Regions from separate parts of the Homo sapiens genome. Here region 1 is linked to region 2. The links are chromatin contacts, found by Hi-C or POLR2A ChIA-PET in ENCODE. All regions are on one chromosome and are shown on one strand. The core of a region is the stretch at or near the end of the contact, and the rest is flanking DNA. Distances in the headings are between cores, read along the strand shown.

Region 1 (5,391 bases), core at 2,553-5,052, 190 kb after region 2:
CCCACCCCTTCCCAGCACAGGCCCTGTTGGGGCATCTGAGGAGACCCACGTGGCCTCATGACAATATGTGTGTGCATGCTGGTTCACGAACACACACACACATGCAACCAAATATATGACCCCACCCAGACAAACAGGAATACTGGAGGTTACACACACACAAATACACACACACAAGCAGAGACACAAACCCCATACATGCAGATAGGAAGTCTGCCTGGCTGGAGGGCAGGGGGCAGAGGGGCTCCCGGGACTCAGTCCCTTTCCCTCAAGTTCCACTCTCAGACCCGCACTGGGATGGACGGGTTCAGAAGTCCTCTTTGGCCAAGTGCATGGAGCCCAGGACGCTGCCACCCTCCTGCCCCACCCAACCCCTGGCCCTCGCAGCTGCCCCTGCTGGGTGTAAGGGCCAGAGATGAGCAGGAGCTGCTGACTGACAGTGGCTGGGCACTCCCTCTGCAGCTTTCCAACCTGGGAAGAACACGGGGACCTGGGCTGGGGGCCACTGGACAAAGAAAAGCTTCTAGAAAGAACAGCGGCCAGACCCTCCCCAGCTCCTCCCTCTTTTTCCAGCCACAGCCTTCAGGAAGCCACAAAGACCCTGTTGATATCTGGGGAAGAGGCAAGCTGGGCGGGCTACCTCCCCCAGTGCTCGTCTGGCTGCTGCTCACCAGGCACCCCCCATACAGCCTTCCACTCAGACAAGGCCCCCATGGGGGGTCTGGGCCCAACCCCAAGGCGTAGAGTCCAGCAGAAGGGTGCTGAGTGGCTGCTGGACAGGGCACAACCTCAGGGCCCTCAAGGGTGAGGCAGGGGCAGCTGGGGGGGACAAGGAGAGGAGCAGAGCGGTGGAAGACAGACAAAAGGGTAAGCAGAGAGATGGAGCAGAGCCCTGACGGGAAGGGGGAAGAGGGAAGGGAGGGCCAGGCAGGCAGAGGCAGAGGGAGGAGACGGGGAGTGGTGCACCCCATCCCCGGCAGCAGCAGGCTTCTGCCTAGAAGGAGGAGGAAGGTGATGGCCCTGGGGGTGGGGCACAGGGAGACGTGGGAGGCTGCAGAGGAGAGAGCAGGGGGGCGGGGGAAGCAGGAGAAGGAGGTGTCCGAGATGGGCCAGATCAGAGCAAGTAAGACAGCGACTGCAGGGGCAGGGATGCTGCAGGCCCATTCCAGATGGCCCCACCCAGGGACCCAGCCCCAGCCCATTGCAGGGGCAGAGGACAGGGCAATGAGCACCCTGCTGGGGACCCTAGAAGGGCATCCAGACCCCCCGCCTCCCCCACTGTCTGAACCACGAGGGAGGGAGGCAGGGCCCCCACTCATGCCCCCACTCATGCCTGGCAGACCAGGGTCTTGGCTGGGATCCCCATCCTGGCAGACCTCCTCACAGGACCCCACCACTACCCCAGGTTCTCCCATGAACGTGCCCTCCTGGAGCCTGGGCCACTCTGCGAGGCCGCATCACCCTCACACCCAGAAAAGCACTCAGTGCAGCCATTTCGAGCTTTGAAAGGGAACTTGGTGATCAAGGTAGGGCACACAGGCCTGTCTCCTCGACCCTCACCTGCCAGTCCTGGCCAGGTGCATGCCAAGGAAGGCGCCAGCTGTAGTTCCAGTGGTGGAAAGGGCTCGGACCTGGGAGAGGCCGATTGGGGGCACAATCTGGGCACCCTGCTCACTGTAGGAGCCCTCAGGCCAGGCCCTTCCTCACTCTTTGCCTCCCTTTTCCCTTCAGATAATCATCAAGAAAAAAGAAAACAAGTGACACCCCACGAAGACAGGGACAATGCTGGTCCAGTTTGTCACTGGCTCTTCCATGGGCAGCCCAGAGCCCGGCCCAAAGGAGCACTGGCCATGAGCAGCTGCCCAGTACACGACTGCCCATCGCTGGGATCCTGAGCGCCTGGGTAGGGAAGCTCTTCACTGGCTGCAGGGCAGGGGACCCCGCCACCTTGAAGCGCTGATTGTCCTCCTGATGCTCAGCAGGGAGCTGGCAGCTGGGAACTTGGGGAGGAGCCTTTTAGGAGCGCGGTGTAGCAAACCAGGGAGGCTGGGGCGTGCTGAACGTGTTTCCCTCTTGGTGATCAGATCACTAGCGATTCTTAATTTCTTTTGTTCTTTTCTGTATATTTCAAGTGTCCTACAATAAGATGTATTACTTTCGGGATCATACACACACAAACATCAATAAATATGGAGAGAGACTCAGATGCAGCAGAGAGAAATGACCAGGAGCCAAGGAGGTGGGAAGGTCCCAGGCCCAACCCTGCCCCAAACTTCCCATGTGGCCAAGACAGCCGAGTCCTCAAAGGCTCTGGAGCCCTCAGGTGTGCACATGTGGGCACTGCATGGGAGCTGTGCCAGGGGAGAGGCCAGGCTGGGCCAAGTCCCACCACCTGCAGCAAGGAGCTGACGGGAGGGGAGAGGCCCTGGGGAGGCCCCCGCCCCAGAAAGATGATGCTGGGCAGCAGCCCCCAGGGGAAGAAGGGCGGACTGCACTGATTTACGTCAGGGCCACATGAGTCAGCAGAGATGGCACTGGGCTGCCCCGATGCCCCTGCCCTCAGGGTGGGGTTAACAGGGGCAGGGTATCTACCTGGGGGGTGCCAGGCCCCCACTCCTTCTGGAGAAGGGGGCAGATGGCTCTAGGCCTGCCTTCCTGAGAGGGACAGTGATAGGTGGGGGGTCCAGATACCCTGTCGGGGGCAATGGATTGTAGTGCGTGTTCTTTGCAATCCCTGCCAACCAAGAGGCCCCAAAAGTCTGACCTGGAATGGAGGGAATAGGAATCGCTGACCCCTCCCATAACCGCACAGAGATAGGAAGATGTGGCAGTGGGCAAAAGACCTGCAGTGCGCAGGGACCGCCTGAGCCAGTGAGGCCCACCTTCCCTCACCCCTACCTGATGGACCCTACCTGATGGACACCCATGCACGGGAGGCACAGCAGTGGGTGCCCGAACCGACCTCACCCACTCCAGCCCTGACTGGCCACAGAGCCTGTGGAAACGGGCTCCAGAGGCGCCCTACGCCTCCGGGGAGGAGCCCCTGGCTCTGCGGCAGGTTTTCGGGTGAGCCCGGAGGAGCCCAGGCTGGGATTTGGAAAGAAGAAGGAGGAGAACAAAGCCCCCCCAACCTTGGGGCGGAGGGGCAGGCAGCGCCCAGTCCCGTTCACTCCCCTCCCCCCATTGCAGGGGCGGCTTATCCCGATCTACCCCTCACCACGCTGTCAGCCGGGATTTTCAACCAAACTGAGCTCTCGGCTGGGGATGAGGGGCAGCCACGCCCAGGGCCACACCCCACGGCGGCCTGTGGGGGAGCGCTCGACCCGATCTGGCTTCCTTTCTCAGACACGCACACACGCACGGGGACCCGCCAACTTCAGCCCCCGCCTGCCCACACAGACCCTGCCTGACGCCCCCCGCCCTGTTCTCCCGCCCAGGCCAGCATCTGGGGCCCCGCAGGTTACCCCTCACCTGTCGGGCTCGGGCACCCGGCATCCCTCCCCCGCCCCGCTTACAGCCCGCGGTGCCCGGAGCCCGACGCCCGGCATGGGTGGGGCTCCGGCAGCAACGCCGGTTACCGCGGGCCGGACCGGGCCGGGACTCCCTGGTCCGTGCACCCCGGGCAGAGCGGTGTGGTGTCGCCGGGGGATCGCGGCCGCGGCCCGGGTCGCACGGGGAGGCCAGCCCGCCTTACCTGCGCTGCGGCCACCGCTCGGGCTGCCCGCCCAGCCTCCGCGCACGCCGGCCTCGGACCCGCCGCCCGAGCGCGTCTGCGATGCCGATGCTGCGGCAGCAGCGGCTGTGGCGGGGCGGGGCGGGCGTGCGCGCAGGGGCGGGGGAGGGGAGCGCCGGGGAGGAGAGGGAGGGAGGAGTGAGATCACCTCCCCGGCCGCCCGCCCCGCCCCGCCCCGCCCCGCCGCACCCTAGCCCCTGGTGCCAGCCGAGCGCGGCTTGGGCTGGGGGCCCCCGGGCAGCCCACTCCGGGAGCTCAGCGGGACCCCAGCCGACGGGTCCCGCCAGACCCCCTTCCCCGCAGACCGGGAGTCTCCGGCCGGAGAGTGTCCTCAGCCCCAGCGCAAGGGAGCCCGCTGTGAAAGCTCGGAGCGGGAATCGCGGGGCGAGAGTGCTCCCAGAGGCCTGGGGCCGGGCGGTGGAGAGAGGAGTCCGGCAAGGAAGGGGATGCTCCCTTAGCCTCGGCCTGGCCCTCGACGGCGCCGGCCAGCGATGGGCACCTGCACGCAACGCCCCCCCAACACACACACACAGGGCAGGACTCCCGGGACCTCTCCCGAATGCCCCCCGATCCTGAGGGCCCAGTCAGGGTCCTGTTGGGAGGGGTGCGGGGGCTTCGTCCTCAGCGTGTTGGGGAGGCGCCGCGGAGCACCGGCTCCTGCGCACCCCAGAGCCCAGGTGGGCGGCAGGGTAGGAGGCGAGCCCAGGGGAGACAGGGTCTGGGAGAGGGTATCCCTCGAACTGCCACCCCCAACTCCCAGATTTTCCTCCAGCTCTCTGGTGTCTTATTTCTTTGTCCTCGGGATTGGCCCCATTCGACCTTTCCCGCCGACTCCACTCTCTCCCACTCTCCCCCGCAGCCCTGCACAGGATCGAGAAGGAAGGAGCTCCTCCCCAGTGCCCCCTCCTAGGCTCAAGGCCATGACCTCACAGGCGAGGAAGCAAAATGGAGGGGGTAAGAATTCCGGAGCCGGCGAGCTGGCTGCAGCCTCAGGGCTAGGAAGGCCTAGGGCCCCGATGGCAGATTGCAGATCTGGCGGCCACGGTATTTTTATGGGCATGCCTGTTGCCCAGTGAAGCATTCCAGGGGCCCTCGACTCAGTCTCACAAGACTCCCCAAGTGGTGTGGGGCCCTGGAGGGCCCACATGGGAGCAGCCCTGGCATCCTGGCTTGGATGCCCCACCCCCATAGTGCCAGCTTCAGTTCCCCTGGAATGGGAAGCTTGGGGTGGACCCATCTGTGCTCAGAGAGGGTCTGGATGCCATGTTTGCCCAGCCTTTAGGAGGAGAATGGACAAGACTAGGCACCTGAGTGAAGACGGACGGCTAGGGAGACTGCTTCCAGAGTGGGGGCACTTGCAGGGCATCTTCAGGTGACAGCAGAGGAAACTGAGCCCGCCTGGGTCACGAGGCCAGCAGGCTCATGAGCTGGGCCAAGAGGGCGTACTTTCCATGAGGCACTGAGCTGTGGTCAGCTTCCTGCCTTTGCTGATCTGAACTCTGATAGGCCTCTCTCCTTTCCAGTTGCTGCCTCCACTCACTCCCTACGTTCCCAGCCTTTCCTCCAAGCCCCAACTTCTGCAAATCCTTTACCTAATCTAGGGTTTGATGCCCATCAGGATGGTGAAGTAAGCAGGGAATAGAGCCCGTTTATACGCA
Region 2 (4,917 bases), core at 1,015-3,514:
GGGGCTCTGGAGCCTGTCCTGCAGTCCCTGGCCCCCATCTCTTCAGCAACCGCTGTTTCCAGTTTTCTTTTTCTCCCTGAGAAGCCTGTCCTCTCACCATGCCTGCGCCTTCAAGAACCCCGCCTGCTGGCAGCTCCCACATCTCCGGCCTGGCCCTCCTTAGCTGCAAAGGTGCTTCCCAACATCAGCAAGACCTCTCCCCAGGGTGCCCCAGGCCCTCACACAGCCCCTGTCCCCAACCGACTCCAACTGTCCTGCAGCCCACAGTCACCCTCAGGACCCCTGAGCTCAGGCCAACTGCTTTATACACTGTCAGCCAAGTCTCTGCCTGGATGACAATCACCCTCTGCTAATTGTTCTCCGCACCTCCAGGCCAAATGCCCTCCAAGCCACCTCATGCACCACGATGACACTAAACACACAGAAAAAAGACATTGAAAAAAGGAAACTTCACAGAGGCCTGTCACTTAAAGAGGGTCCTGAAATAGAGACACCATTTCCTCAGGACTTAGCTCCTGCATCAGGGGTTAGGACACAGAGATCAACAAGCAGCAGGCTTTGCCCTCAAGCAGCTCGCAGTCTAGTGGAAGATGGGTAAGAAAACAGATCAGGACGCCCACGGGTGCAGATGCCCTGGAACAGAAGCTGATCCAGGAAGGCGCGAGCCTGCAGGCCGCCCTCCAGTCTAGGCTGGGCAAGCACCTCAATTTTCATCTCTAAGAGCCTGTGCCCACACCCCCTGCCCCGTTGTTGTTCCATCACTCCACTAGAAAGGGCGCTCCAGAAGCTGGCCTCGTGCAGCTTTCTGTCTGCTGCTGGCCTAGGCAGAACAGCGGAAGAAGCCATCAGGGCTGGTGAGGGAAGCACCCGTTTGGACTTTAGCCTTTCAAAGCTCAGAGAAGGGTGAGCTCAGGGAGGTCCAAGGTAGCTGAGAGCACTTCCTGGAAAAGTGGGATCAGCCTTCGGCCTTGGCACAGCAACCAGAGGGTATCGCCCACGTGTCCCCTACTCCCTCAGACACCACCTCTCAGACCGCCTGGAAAGGGACAGAACTCGTCATGAGGCGGCTGTGCTCTGAGCACAAGGGAAGGGCGACAGGATGCTAGAGAAGGGAACCACTGGCCTGGGCCCGGACAGGGCAGGCAGAAGCGAGCATGCACAGCAGGCCGTCAGCTACCCTGCCAGCATCAACATCCTTCAGGGGTCCCCCCAGTTCCAGGAGACACACCTCTAACCTGCTCCCCTGACCCTTCCGCCCAGTCCTCATGCAGACACCAGGCATGGCAGAGGCCCTGCAGGGTGGAAGCACTGTGCTGCGGGCGGGGGCTGCCTTCCTCATGTGCTACTGGAGAGTAGCACAGTGCAGGGGCCTGGGCACTGGTGCCAGGCAGGAAGCCCCGGTACTGGCCTGGCTTGCTGTGGGCCTGGAAGACACAGCTCTGAGGGAGCCACGGGAGGGACACCCTGGAGCCAGCACAGCGCTCTGGTGGCAGGCACACACCCAGCACGTTCTCAGGGCCAAGGGCCCCAGCCCATTCCCAGCCCCTTTCTGCCTAGCTCTGCCCTGGGCCAGCTCCAGGTCACTGCCAAGGACAAGTCTCCTCTCCCAGCTGGCATTAGTCAGAGGTCATCCTGCAAACCTTCGGGGGGGGGGGCAGGGAGTGACTAGTGGCGTTCTGCCACGTTCTGTCTGTCCCAAATGTGACGAACAGGAACCCAGAGAAGGCAAGCGAGTCCTCTACCCGGAAGCCCCGCCGGTTTACTGAGCCTCCCAAGCTGCCCACACCCAGGGAGGCAGACAGGACACACACTCGGCGGGTGGCCCTGAAGCGAGGCCTGGCCCAGCCCGGGGAGCAGGAGGACAGAGAGGGCAAGGCCTTCGAGAACAGGTGTGAGCCTGGCCTTCAGTGGGGGAAACAGGTTGAAGGGCTGTGGCCGCTTGGGGGCTCCAGGCAGGAGAGAAAGCAGAGCCCTCCCCACAGCTGCAGTCACACACCGCACCACGTACACACCATGACAACTTTTATTGCCCTCAAGAGAAACTCCAGTCCACCTGCTCCACCCACCCTCCTGCGGGACCAAAGAAAACACCCAGAGGGCAAAACAAAAAGGGGCTCAAACCAACAGGAAGTCAGCCCCACCGCAAGCCGGACTACAACTAACTCGTGCTCTCCACGCTCAGGCGTGGAAGCCAAGGCTGTGCCAGGCCTGGCCAGGCCAAGCAGGATGACAGCAAACGCATTCTGAACGTGTAGCAATCAGGTCCCCTGTAATGTGCTTGGAGAGTGTGGACAAGGGCCGAGATGACGAGCTATGAGCTGTGGAAGGGAATGGGGGAAGCAGAAGGGCACAAACAGAAGTACTGGAGGGAGAGGCCGGGCTCTCAGGAAGCAGCAGGCACGTGCCAGGTGGAAGCCAGCTGCAGGCAGGGGAGGAAGGAGGCCCTTACTCTTCCTTCTTGTCCATGGGACCATCTACTGCAGCCTGGAAAGGGACAGAAATCCCACAGCAGTAGGTTGGCCGGGTCCACTCCTCCCCTGCCACCTCCAGCCCCATGCCCCAGAGGTCCACCTCGGTTCCCCTCTCTCCTAACAACAGCTATTCAAGTGAACAAGGGGCCCCCTCCCCAGCTGCACCCAAAGGCCTGCCAGGGTGGGAGCGTCAGCCCTGGCCCACGCTCTAGGGAAAGCCCTGGACCTAACGCCAGCCAGGGAGGACTGCCAGGACCTCACTGGGGGCTGAGTCCTGGCTGCAGGGAACAGCAAGGCATCCAGTCCCCTTCAAGACCTGATCAGACCCTTCCCAACTCTGCACACCTTTGACAGGTGCCCTCGAAGCCCATCTGCCAAGCCTGCCCCATACAGAGGGCATGGGTGCCCCCTTTGAGGCTGGACCCTTCCTCCCCACCTGCTGTGGTGCCCAAACTTGGGCCACCAAGCACTGAGGCCAGCTGTCCAAAGTTAGGAGTATTTATGTGGCCCTCACTCCCAACGTCAAGACCGCCTGGGCTTCCAGATGCGGCCTGGTGCACCCAAGCTAGTCTGAGGACTCAGATCAGGCCTAGGGCAGCAGGTGATGGCCACAACTAGCGCCTGCTAGGGAAGGTGCCTTTTTGACACCTTGTGCCCTCACTTGCCCAGGGATCTTTGCCCTACGTCACTCCCCAGCACCCTAGGAAAGAAGGCCAGCAGTGGGTCCCAGAGTTTCACCTGCTTCTTTGTTCTTGACCAGGCCCCAAACCATGGCTGCGCCTGAGCACGAAGGTAGGAAGGCTCAGAGCCTAGTGAGCCAGTGCCACTCCTGAGGGCCGCCTTGGCAAGTGCCTACATCTGCTGCCAGGCCACCCCCCTCCTGCCCGGTGAAGGGTCCCACTCAGTAGGGCAGAGGTGGCCAGGGGGAGTGGTGGAGAGGGCAGCCAGCCCCTGGGCCCCTGGAAGGTTCCCTCCGCACCCGCAGGGGCTGCCTCATCCTGCTCTGCTCTCCTGCCCTGGGCGCAGCAATACGGGAGGGCTGACCTGCAGCTTTGCGTGCTCCTCCAGCAAGCGGTCGTACTCCTTGGTGAGGCCCTCAGACTGCTTCCGCATGGCCAGAACCTGGTTTTCAGCTTTCTCTAGTTCTTGAAATGATGTAAATGACCAAGAAAACAGAAACGAAAAGACAGGAATTAGGGGGAAAAAACCCGACTGCTACAGACACCAGAAACTGGCCCAAATCTATCTCAAACGAGGTTATACAGGAGGCTACTTCTCAAAATAAAGCCCCTCTGCTTTTGCAGGCCCCCAAAGTAGAGGGAAAGGGCTGACAAAAAAGCTCAAGATAAAGCAAAAGAAACACAGAGGCCATCCCCCAGTCCCTTTAATGGAGAGGAACTCTAGTGGCTCTCGGCAAGGGTAACCTCCAGGGAGGCTGAGAGTGGGAGACAGGGAGCAAGATCCCAGCCTGCAAGCGAGACCCAATGACAACCACGCCTTGCACACAGCAGCAGCAGGCGAGGCCTGTGGTATTGGGGGAAAACGCCCCAGACTTAAGTCTATGCGTGGGAGACCAAAGACAGGCAGGCCGCTTGGGAGCCGCCCACTCCCCTCCTGAACGCCACTCCCACACTCCCCTCATTCTCAGCCCCCAGGCATGCTGGGGCTACCGTGCCACACTCTGGACGGGAAAGCCCCAGCATGCACTGCTCTAGTGCAGGGCAATCGAGGCCCACCAACTGCAGCCTGGTTCCTCCTGAGCCCCATTCAAACCACTTAGCCTCACTGGCCTGCCGGCTAAGCATGGCTGCATTGGGGTTGGAGGCGCAGGGTGCTATTGGTCTGTTTTCAGCCAGCCCTCGAGCGTGCGTGCAAGGCTTGTTACTAATACTTTGGCACAAAATGGGCAGCAGCGGGCAGAGGAGGCTCCTCTGGACTTCCCTGCGGGGAAGGACACGAGGTCGAGCCTCACTTTGCTTAGTGCTGGCCAGCTCGTCCTTTAGCTTCTGCAGGTCAGCCTTCAGGCTCCTGTTCTCTTCCTCCAACTTCACCTCAGCATTCCCGACATCCAACTTGCCTCCGTCAACAGCAGCTCCCTGGGAAAAGTGCCAAAGGCCAGGGTTACTCAGGAGGGAGGGAGGGAGAGGTTCCAGCCCCATCCTCCCCACCGAGCTGCGGTTCCTCAAGCTGCCCTGGCCACACGCCCCTTCGGAAATGTCAACGCGGAACCGAGCCACCACTTGCTCCCAGCTCCTAGGCAAAGGCCAGGGCGTGGCTGCCCGCCGAGGGAAAGAGAAGCGCCAGCGGGGCCACCTGCTGCAGCTCGCCGGGCACGCCTTGCCTGCCCTGGCCCCTGGCCCCTGGCCCCTGGCCCTGCCTCCTTCCCAAGCAGCAGGGCTCAGCAGCTCCATGGTGCTCACCAACCCCTCCACAGATGGCGGTGCCT

The links. Hi-C counts contacts between places; a loop is a spot of excess contacts on that map. ChIA-PET counts read pairs that join two places held with the same protein, here RNA polymerase II (POLR2A).
Region 1: a loop to region 2 is called in a map of PC-9, with 2.8 times the contacts of the local background. The contact joins the promoter of L1CAM here to the enhancer-like site in region 2. A Hi-C loop is called at or near these places in 1 of 168 maps with a recorded cell type or tissue (PC-9). POLR2A ChIA-PET finds 5 or more read pairs at or near these places in 2 of 52 experiments (HEK293 and OCI-LY7).

Annotation. Positions count from the first base shown.
Region 1 is chrX:153,882,371-153,887,761 of GRCh38, forward strand. It overlaps L1CAM (L1 cell adhesion molecule), which reads right to left and starts at 3,803. Exons shown (of 29, transcript NM_001278116.2): 1 at 3,695-3,803. It overlaps L1CAM-AS1 (L1CAM antisense RNA 1), which reads left to right. Exons shown (of 7, transcript NR_130768.1): 2 at 1,341-1,526; 3 at 1,578-1,903; 4 at 2,993-3,066; 5 at 3,438-3,607; 6 at 4,593-4,687. RefSeq lists an enhancer at 1-195.
Region 2 is chrX:153,698,492-153,703,408 of GRCh38, forward strand. It overlaps BCAP31 (B cell receptor associated protein 31), which reads right to left. Exons shown (of 8, transcript NM_001256447.2): 6 at 4,444-4,567; 7 at 3,516-3,616; 8 at 2,001-2,484. The coding sequence ends at 2,446. Among named protein-coding and RNA genes, the nearest start is that of SLC6A8, 13 kb to the left of the region's middle. Within about 2 kb of position 2,265, at least 10 of the 41 ENCODE cell types and tissues checked have a DNase peak (open chromatin) inside an H3K27ac peak, as active enhancers do.